2 separate regions of the Mus musculus genome follow, and region 2 is linked to region 1. The links are chromatin loops, found by intact Hi-C in ENCODE. Cell type or tissue: heart. All regions are shown on one strand. Links, peaks and the distances in the headings refer to the core of each region. The heading gives the core; the rest is flanking DNA. Region 1 has its middle 10 kb from the start of Gm46301. Region 2 overlaps 2610035D17Rik (RIKEN cDNA 2610035D17 gene).

Evidence for each region. A loop is a pair of places that touch in the nucleus more often than their neighbours do. Peaks named below come from ENCODE experiments on the same cell type or tissue, not always from the same donor. Only the 100,000 strongest peaks of a DNase experiment are listed, where the experiment ranks them.
Region 2: it touches region 1 in a loop (2.4-fold over the local background); 2 of 42 quality-filtered maps call a loop at or near these places.

What each region holds. Positions count from the first base shown.
Region 1 is chr11:112,847,746-112,853,115 of GRCm38, forward strand. No RefSeq gene overlaps it. Among named protein-coding and RNA genes, the nearest start is that of Gm46301, 10 kb to the right of the region's middle. In heart, for the core only: no CTCF peak of the experiment used is centred there; DNase peaks (open chromatin) are centred at 2,956 and 3,776.
Region 2 is chr11:113,161,978-113,167,347 of GRCm38, forward strand. All of the region lies in intron 1 of 2610035D17Rik (RIKEN cDNA 2610035D17 gene), which reads right to left. The region is part of intron 1 of LOC115487747 (a long non-coding RNA gene); the gene reads right to left. Among named protein-coding and RNA genes, the nearest start is that of Gm39467, 30 kb to the left of the region's middle. In heart, for the core only: no CTCF peak of the experiment used is centred there; a DNase peak (open chromatin) is centred at 3,394; H3K4me3 peaks cover 1,021 bases; H3K27ac peaks cover 2,567 bases; H3K27me3 peaks cover 1,038 bases.

The DNA of each region.
Region 1 (5,370 bases), core at 297-5,296:
CGGGTTTAAGAAAGAAGAGAGAGAAAGCGAACATAAAGTTGGGTGGCCAGGGAATGGCAGTGAATCCGGGAGAAGTTGTGGGGCAATGGCTGAATATTATCAAAAGTCATCAAATGAAAATCTCAGAGAATTAACACAAATATTATTAAAGAAGACAAAAAAAGCCAGAGCTCAAAACCTCTGTTTGTTCATCAAGAGCAACATCTGTAAAATGATACATCAGTCTGTTATTTATTTATTTTTGAAAGAATGTTAAGGAAACGGCTTTCCTTATTCATACAAAATGCAAGAGTCCCGAGGGCTTCAAAATTGGATGCTGATTCTCTAGGTGGGGCAAGGAGAGCTGACCATGGGGATGTGTCATGCAGTGTCTCTACATTCTTCTCCTTCCCCACTGTCATTGCCCTTCAGAACTCCGGGTCAGCTCTCTCTGTCTCTCTGTCTCTGTCTCTGTCTCTGTCTCTGTCTCTGTCTCTGTCTCTCTCCCTTTCTCCCTCCTCTATCCCCCTTAGCTCATGTGAAAACTGAGAGACAGAGAGACACACATACAAAGAAAGAAAGAGAAAACAACAGGAGATGTCACAAAGCTCACATTCTGGGCTTTCACAGAAACTTATATCCAGCTTAGGCCCCCCAGTGTCCTATCATCACCTGTGTCACATCTTTGCTTAGTTCAAAGTACCAAAGGCAACTTAGGAACCATCTCCCATGATTCGTCACTCCTTGTAACTATGGGGAAGGGGCTGTAACACTTAGGCCATGTACTTCTTTAGATTCTACTCCATGTTCTCAGAGCACAAAACCCACCCACCTCAGTGTCCCACATAGGTTGACCCTATGCAGCCATAGGCCCAACTTCCCAAATATCAAGCAATAATAGGGCGGCCACTTAAAGAACCCAGCAGACCTTCTTGGCTGGCCTGGCTTCTATCACTGACCCAAGGCTAGAACAGTCTGGCCAGCACACAGCACATCACCTCTTTTGTTTACTTGCAGTCCTGGGGATTGAACCTAGGGCCTCCCACACGCTAGCTAGGCAAGAGTTCTACCACTGAGCGTTTGAGTGTTCTTTTTGAGACAGGGTATCACTAAACTGCTCAGGCTGGCCTTGAATTCACTCTGTATCCCTGACCTGAGTTTGTGATTTTCCGGCCTCAGCCTTGGGAGTAGCTGGAATTACACACCTGGGCCATCAAGTCCAGCACATTACCACCTCAGTGGTGAAACCATTGATAGCTCAAAATCGCCAAACAGACTTCACCATGACGGCTTTGAAGGAAGAACAAGATGCAAAAGTCTGATGCGAGGACCAACTCTGGCTATTTCTCTGGTTCACTAATAAAGTGGTCACTGAAGAAGAACACACTGAACACTCAAAGGGAAACAACTTAGATTTTTTGAGAGGAAAAAATGCCAACTGGGTTACTTTCATGAACTCCGCATTGACTCTCTCTCTCTCTCTTTAAAAAGATTCATTTTAAATTATTCATAAGTGTATGGGTACGTGCACTTGAATACATGTGCCCATGGAGCCTAGAGGCACTGGGTTCCCTTGAAGCTGGAATTATATATTGCTGTGAGCCACTTGGTAGGGATGCCCGGAACCAAACTGGGTTTTCTATAAGAGCACTGCATGCTTTAAACCAGAGAGTCCTCTTTCTGTTTCTTCTTTCGTTTTCTAAGAATGAATCTCATGTACCCCAGGCTGACTTTGAACCTTGAATTGAATCCTGAGTCCCCTGCCTCTGCTTCCTTGGGGCTGGTACTACAGACATGGGCTACCATGCCTGCTACATATAGGGTACTGGGGATCAACTCTCTGATCTGTACCCATACCCCACCAGCAGAGCTATGTCTCTTGAATCCCGTTCTGAGGAATGAGACTTCTGTGGAAAATACTTCTTCAGTTAGTGACAGGTTCCTAGGAGCCCATGGGAAATCTTGGTAGTGAATCCAAATGGGTAGCCCTCCCTGATGTTGTCCACAAGTGAAGAGTCTCACTGCATTGGCATGCCAGTCCTGAGAGGGGCCACAACCCCTCTCCTCAGGTCCCTGTGCTGATCTCCCCTCAGCTCAATACCTCATTTTCTAGGGGCCTCTTCTCGAAGCCCTCATGCTATTGGACCTTTGGGGGAAACTTCTAGAAACATTTGAGTAAGGAGTGTGGTTAAGAAGACAGAAAGCAAGCCCAGGAGCATTATCACTACTGGGCATATCTTTTCTCCTTTGCTGTTTAAGTATCACTGTACACCCAGTGGATACATACAACAGGCTCTTCATTCTTCTATTAGCCTCCTACATTAGTCCCACCCCAGGCCCACAGTGGACTAAAATAGTCTTTCAAGGCTATAGTCAAAATTCCAGCCTCCCTCATCATTCCAATCATGGGATAACCATCTGGGGCGGCTAACACCTCCCTGTCACTCACGAGCTGGCTCGAGAGGCCAGCCTCTCCCCCATGCAAGTCAGAGCGGCCTTGAAGCCTTTGGCGACACAAGGCACAGTGCCTTCTCCCTTCCTCCTGTCTCCCCAGCACCCTGTCCCTGTCAGGACAGCAAATGTTTCTTTTTCTAGAACATCTCTGAGAAAGCTCCAATGCCCCCACTGGGCTATCAGCCTTCCCAGTCTTAGAAGCAACTTTCTAATCTCTTACAGAAGCCAAATGCCTCATCCTTAAGTGGGCATTCATTTCTAAAGAGTGCGGTGGAGGCTCAGAGAGGAGGAGGGAGAGGAGGAGGGTGAAGCTCAGGATGGCCACCGCCTGGTACTCAAAGGGTTAAGTGAGCTTGGCTTTGCTGCTGTTCCCCTGATCCCAGATGGAGAGCTGAATAACTGGGTAAGTCCCTCCAGCCATGCAACTTGTTTGGTTATCTTGGAGTGCGGATTGAGGCTAAGTCATCCTGGCTGGTCCTTCCGGATGTGGCCTTACTCAAAATGAGGCCCTCCGATGGAGTCGTATTCCCCTGGGGCTGCCTCCTCCCAGGCTGATAAAGGGTTTCATCACAGATGACTCAAGAGGTTGAGATCCAAGCGCTGGTGATAGGAAGGAGCCCTCCAGCCCCATCTGACCACACATTCTAGCTGTTGACAGGTTCCATCGGGCGGGCCAAACCCAAGCTTGCAGCAAACTGTCTCGGGCTCTCATGCCCCCTGTGTTTCCAAGGCTTTTGGGATTACAGTTTACCTCCAACACTCCAGAAAGGTCATCTCCTCCAGGTTGTCCTTTCTGCCACAGGCAGTGAACAGCCCGGAGTAAGTGAGGGATGGATCCCTCCTCTGCGTGCCTGGTATCATAAGAACCTGACAGCTGACTCTGGACACAGCTTTCGCTTTCCCAGAATTTTCCTTCCCACTCAAACTTTTCAGGGCCTGAGTAGGTGGACTTGGGTCTTGACTCACTTTAAGATACATGAGTAGGCCCCATCTTGTAAGCAGAGAGTTTATGCACACACACACTCTCTCTCTCTCTCTCTCTCTCTCTCTCTCTCTCTCTCTCTCTCTCTCTCTTGCACGCGTGTATGCTAGCTCATTCTCCAGGTAAGGCTATGATGAGAAATGCACCCTCTTTATTATCCACCAACAGATCCTGCTCCCCGGAACTGCTCAGAACCTAAAGAGGGTCAGAGAGACAGCAAGGCAGCTCTGACATCTCAGTGAGACCATCAGATAAGCTTGCCTGGGACACTGGCTTTGCATCCAGGACTTCCAGAATTAAGCAATGCTTCCGAAGCACGGGAAGTGCTTGGGGCGGTGGAGGACTATCACCCCTTCATCTGCACAGCCAGGCTCCGCCGGGCTCCAACCCTGTGCAGCCTGGATGGCTTCCACACTAGGCAGAGACTGAGAAAGCGCCAGGTCTTCACATGGAGACGGTTCACAGTGTTAACCTAGGGAGTCCTCAGTAACGGCCATGTGTCCCAGTCCCTGATACCACACATGTTTTTCCTCTCTCTGTCCAACCCACACCCCTTGCTCCTGCTCAGCCCAATATCCCTGCCTCAGTTGCAGAGAAGGAGCCTGTCTTAGTAGGCAGGAGGGCTTCAAAGCCTGGGCCTCTGGCTGCTGATCCCGTACTCCTCCCTTGCAGAAGAAATCTAAGTGTACTTAGAAATGGAGACTGCTTTGCTGCCATGGGAGGGTGTGAAACTCACAGCCACAGTGATGAGATTAACCAAAGCCGTGGGGCTGAAAAGGACAGGATACTATTATTTTTTAATATATATTTAAACAGCTTTGCTTCAGCACACTGTTAATTTACTATTCATTCTATTTATTACTTTGTAGATTTAGCCTACTATATGATAAAAATGTTTAAAATACTTAAGAGAAAGGGAAAAAAATGAAACCACACATTATCATTAAGGCTAGTAGCATATGTACACACACAGACACACATGCACACAATACCCATACAAGTACACACAACACCTATACACATCACACACATGTACATACCTATATACATATGCATACACACCTACACATATATACATATAGGCACACATACCTACACACGTATACACATTCATATACACATGTACACATACCTATACATATATATACACACATGTATACACATGCACACATACACACATTCACACACGTGCATACATACATGTATACAGGCACACACATATACCTATACACATGCAAACACATGAACATAGATACACACATGCACACACATACATACACACATGCATATACACACATATCTATATCACTATCTATAATTATTCTCTCTCATTAGCATATAAATAATACATGAAAGTATTATAAACATACCTAGTACTCTGTACTTTGGACATAAAAAATACAAGAAATAATTTTACATATCAGTAAATGGCTATTGCTTTTAAATGGTTTCCTACTGTTTTATCATATTGATATCATTGGACACTGGCAGGTTTTTATTTCTTATTTTTCTTCTTTTTTATGTCTATTTTTTACATGTGTAAGAGTTTTGCCTGCATGTATATCAGTGCACCACATACATACAGTGTCCAGAGAGGCAGAAGAACGTGTCAGATACCATGGAGCTGGAGTTACAGGTGGTCATGAGTGATGATGTGGGCGACGGGAACTGAACCTGGGCCTCTGGCAGAGCAGCCAGTGCTCCTCACTGCTGAGCCATCTCTCTAGCTCCTTTCTTTTTCTTTTTCCATTAGGGAAGGTGTGTGTGTGTGTGTGTGTGTGTGTGTGTGTGTGTGTGTGTGTGTACATGCACTGTGATGTGGGTGTGTGGTGTGCATGTGGATATCAGAATACAATTTTGTGGAGTAAATTCTCTCCATCCACATTAATGTGAGTTTCAGAGTTCAAACTCAGGTTGCCAGGCTTGACCAGCAGGTACCTTTACAAGGTGACTAG
Region 2 (5,370 bases), core at 285-5,284, 310 kb after region 1:
CAGGATATGCTGGCATCATCTGGAGACGCTTGCTCCTAAAAGGATAGCTGTAGAGTTATCTGCAGGGCAGAGCTGAGCTAACGGGGGGGGGGGGGCGACTATCTCTTGGTACACAAAGATGGAGACCAGTCCCAGTGGTGATTCGGGGATCAATTGCCTAGCCTAAGCCCTGGCTTCCAATGGTTCCTGTCTCCATGGAGACTGACTCTTTTATAACAAGTGTGTATGTCATTAAGAATAGACCATAGGGCTGGAGGGATGGCTTAGCCACTAGAGGTTAGACTCACAATCAAAACTATAAAATAGACCACTCTCTCCCGTGCTTTGTCAAACAGTGCAAAAGAGACAGCCTTGGTTAGCAAGTCCTGCAGGAGTGGCGGCCAGTGGAGAGACTCAGACAGCTGTGGTTGACAGCAGTCTACCAAAAGCCCCTCCCCTTGGACACCTGACCCAGAAGAGGGCAAATGTGGTCACCAAGCTTCCAAAGCCGGTCCCTCAGACTGTGGGGCTGTGGAGCTGTGGGGCTGCTTCCTCTCATGGCCCACCCATAGCTGTCACTCAGTACCATCTTCACCCTTCCCAAGTGGAAGGGGCTGAGTCATTCGTGTTCCCCTGATGGATGGCACTTCAGACTGAAGCTCATTCACACCCAAGTGTCACCTCAGGCATTGCCCTGTGAAGCCTCTCCAATGAAAGGACTTTTTCTTCTTGAAAGACATCTGGGGAGCCTCAGCAGACAAGCGCTGTCAGGCGGGATGCCCCAGAAGCTACCCAAGACCTGCATCTGCCCTGGCCTGACCTGGCGGCTGCCTCTTCTCCTCCCCACAGCTCCACCTGCCTAGAAAAGTTCTCTACCCTCTGCCTGGTTACATCTCCTAGCTTCCAATTCCCAGAATAAGGCTTGTAAACACACACACACACACACACACACACACAGAGTCAGAGAGAGAAAGAGACACAGATACAGACAATCTCTCTCTATCTCTCTCTCTCTCTCTCTCTCACACACACACACACACACACATGCAAACCACCCACAAAACATACATGTACCTGAAAATAATGGTATTCACTAGCACAGGTAAGACACAGTAGAACACACACACACACACAGAGCACATGTCACCTTGGCAGGGCATATATCCCAAACTGAGGTTTCCTTGATGAATGCCCCTGAACTTCCTCTGTCCAAACCTCCAGGGTAGCTTCTCGCACAGAGTCTGAGTGGGAAGAGCCACCCATGACCAGAGGAGAAAGCCACAAGGCTCCGACTCAGACCACACGAGGTAGGGTAGCATGAGGAAGGCAATGGAGGCCTTGCAGCAGGGCCTCGAGTCTGGCTCTCAGATGTCACATCTGCTTGATCAGGCAGAGAGCTGTCGGTCAGGGCCTCAGTGTCACAGGCATCCAGAGGTGACCACAAGGGAGTTGCTGGGGTCTTGGGAGGACTAAACAGCAAGACCGAAGCAAAGCTCTTATCTCACAGGAAGCACTTCTGTAACCAATGGTCTTTTAGGAAACTCCGTCCCGTAGACAAAAACCAACTCAAGATGGATTCCAGAACTCTAATATAGGGAAGAGACTGGCCACCAACTCCATGCTCTTCACACACACCCTGTAACTGAAATGGATGTATTCCATCTTGAAACCTGAACTGTGAGTGTCTGTGAGTTCCTGTCTTGGTAATCAAGAGCTCTGCATGGCTGAAGAGCCACATTCGCACAGAGCTGCTCGGGGCCGTGTGGACACAGCGGACACGCTGGGCTTTCCTGGGCTATCATGGGGGTCCACGTGCTGCAGTGACTGATGGTGGGTCTCCTTTCCGTTCCTGCCTCTCTTTCCGTGGTCTCCTTTCTCTTTTTTGAGAAGCCACACAACTCCTGAGCCTCTGTGAGGCACCAGATAGTACACTTGCAGGTGAGTGAGCCTTAGGATAGCGTAAGAATAAAAGTACAAATTGTCCTTTGCCAGGCGACAGGGGGCCCTCTGGCCCAGGGGAAGCTGGGAGTTAGCCTGCTTGGCTAGGACAGCTTCTCCAGGTTCCTCCTTTCCCACTGCCCTCCCCAGCTGGGGTGGGGTCACAACCTCCCTTAGCCCTGCCTGCCTCTGGACAAGTCTAGCTCAGGCCCCACACTGTGCCTGGCCCTAGGGGCAGGCAGATCTAGGAGGAGCAGCCCAGCCCCCAGCCCCCACCCCCACCCCCACCAGCCGGCTGCATTTGTTCCAGGGGGGCAAGGGTCTGGTGCAGTGACCCCTGGGACTCGCCTCTCAGTCACTGGCCCAGGCAGCTGGGAAAGGCTCTGACCTCCACAGAGACAGAGGGCTTCTGGGAGAGGAGCCCCAGAAGAGAGGCCTGAACTCAGAACCTACTCTGTTTTCCTGAGAACAGTCCTGGTCTTAAATGGAGCTACAAAAAGGAAAGCACTTCCAATCAGGAGCTTAGCTCTTCATTTGGCTTTCCCTGTAAGAGACAATCTTATCACCTTCTTCCAAACGCCCCCCGCCCCCCTCCCCCCCCCCCAAACCATAGCTTCAGTGAGACCCGGGTGACCCAAACCCCTGCCTCTGCGTACAGAAACCCCAAAGAAGGACGTGCTTTTAAAACAACATCTACAAACAAGCTTGTGAGGAAACCCCTTGGCTCCGCAGTGAGTGGGTGTGCACTGAAAACGGAATGAATGAAGTGACCCTGCTCAGGGGTGGAAGGGGTACACATTTGTGCAACCAGAATAGACCTCGGAGAGAACTATTTCTAAGGCAAACTCACGGAGGCTCTTTGTTTTCGGTCGCCCCTTGAAGGGTTTGACACAGAATGACTGCAAAGCTCATCTAGGAAAGAGTTTCCAATCTCTCCTCCTTCCTCCTCTTCTTCCCCCGCCCCCCCCTTCTCCTCCTTCTCCTCCTCCTCTTCCTCTTCTTCCTCCTCTTCCTACCCTTCTTCCATTCTGTGTTTAGCTAGCTTTCTCTCCTAAGTACAAACTCTAGACAAGAGTTCAGACTAGCTATCACTTCTGCCCCAAAGACAGTGATCACCACCAGGTCAGGATGCAGATGGCTCTAAACCGTTCTTTAGCACACTAGGGCGTCTGACCCGCTGCTGGGGAAGCTGCAGGAACACACAGCACAGAACACAATACCAACACCCCAAACTTCCTTCGCTGCAGGAGAAACTAGCTCTGAGCTCTGCATTTGTGCTCAAGCAGAACGGGCAGGCGTCAGGCGCTGCGCCCCACCAGCAGCCAGGGCACAGTCGGGCGCCTGGATGACCACTGCAGCTCAGCCAGGGGCCCGGAGGAGAAAGCAGGCACACGGTGGAGCCACAGCGCCATCAAGTGGTCAGTTTGCGAATGGTCGCGAGACGCATGCCCTGAGCTCAGGGACAATGTCCAGGGTTCCCAGTGTCAACTGTCCCTGGAGAAAACAGGGCTGCCAAGCCTTCATTCCAGGACGTGGGGCAGGAGCCTACAGCCGGACACCATCTGTCAAGGCATGCGACACCCTCCAGGGCTGACCTGGAATCTGCCCTGGAGGATGTTCGGAGACCCTGTTCCAACTCTGAGAGAGGTCATAACCCAGGCACCGCCCTCTCCTCTAGCAATGTGCTCAGAGCCTACAGGTTTCTCAAGAGCTATGGGGCAGAGAGGGCACCACCTGAGTAGCAGGCCTATCAGCCTGCCTGAATTATGCAGGGATGGGGCAACAGAGAGACAGCAAGGCAGCTGCGAGTCCAGGCTGTGGGAAGGAATGGAGCCTCCGAGTGGGAGTTGCCGCCTGCAGCCCTGACAGGCCATGGCTTTAACACTCCCTTCTGGAACTCAGCATTTAATTCCAAGTGCCTCCTGGGACAGATCTGGTCCTTGGAGTCAAATTACAGTCCAAGAAGGACTCAAAACACAAAAATAAAAACACATACTTTGCAAATAGAGGAGTGTTCCAGACCAGTGTATATCTGAAGACCTAATTATATTATTTTCCTGCACATTTATAACTATGATAGAATTTAGTATGAAAAGCAAATTAAGAGATTATCAATAACTATTAAACAACCAGAATAATTATAACAATACACTGGGGGGGGGGTGTTAAAAAAATCACTCAATATTTACAAATTCTTTATTTCTGAAATTTTCTACTTAATATATTCTGATACCGTTTCCAGCAGAAAATAGAGTTGCAGACATGAGAGGGGGCAGTGCTGTGTAAAGGCGGACAGAACAGTGGGGCGCCCTCTGTCCTAGTGCTGGCTCTGCACATGCAATCTCTGTCCTAGTGCTGGCTCCACTGCACACAGGACCTTGTTCAGCTTTCACCACAACCTTAGGAGATGGGTTCTTTTTATGATCTTTTTCTATAGGAAAGGCAGAACCCAGAAATGAAACACCCTACCCCTAGCTGCCCATTGGAGAGGGACAAAGCCAGGCCTGGATTCCAACACTGGCTTCCTGCCTCCAGACGCCATCCTCCCTCCCTCCCTCCCTCCCTCCCTCCCTCCCTCCTTTCTCTCCCTCCAGGGGGAACAAGGTTTTATCAGACAGAGATGTGCACATTTTTCAAGAGGGAGGGGCATCTTTGCAGACAGAGCTGGCTAGAAATGCCTAGCTAGGTTTGGGCATGAGAGATTGTGCAGGTGAGGGGCTGAGGCCTTCAGGGTGGACCCTGCCCTTTCTAGCTTCACTCCCACACCAATCTTAGGCCTCCCTCCCGGAAGCACCTTCTGCATGGGCCCCTCCCTGCTCTGGCTTCTGCAATTGACTTCCAGGCCAGCGTGCCCAGCTCGCCCTTGGAGCTGCCAGGACTCAAGGTTATTCAATGACACCCCAACTGCCAGATACAAAGAAACTGTTCTCAACCCTCCCTCCCCTGGAGGCTCATAGCTCTGACATTCCCACTTGCAGAAACACACTTGCATGCTTGTGCGAGTGTATACATGTGTTGGGGGGGGGGCGTGTGTGCCTGCGTGTGTGCCTGCGTGTGTGGAGGACAGAAGTCCACTTTGGGCATTTTCTTCTGCTGATCTCTGCCTTGGTTCTTGAGATAAGGGTCTCTTAGTAAACCAGCAGGCTCACCGATTTTCCTAGGCTGGCTGGCCAGTGAGCTCGTTGTGTGTGTGTGTGTGTGTGTGTGTGTGTGTGTGTGTGTGTGTGTGTGATGTGTCCAGTCTCTGCCTCCCCAGTGCTGGTATTACAGCAGCCAAGAGCATAACCCTGCCTTGCCTGGCTTTTAAGCAGATCTTAGGGCTCTGGCTGGGTCCTCCTGCCTCCAGAGCCAACACTTTACCCACCGAGCCATCTCCCAGAAACAGCTGTTCTCGGAAGCCTCGGAACACAGCGACATAACATTTCCTTGTCTCCTTCTCACTTTTGTGGATGC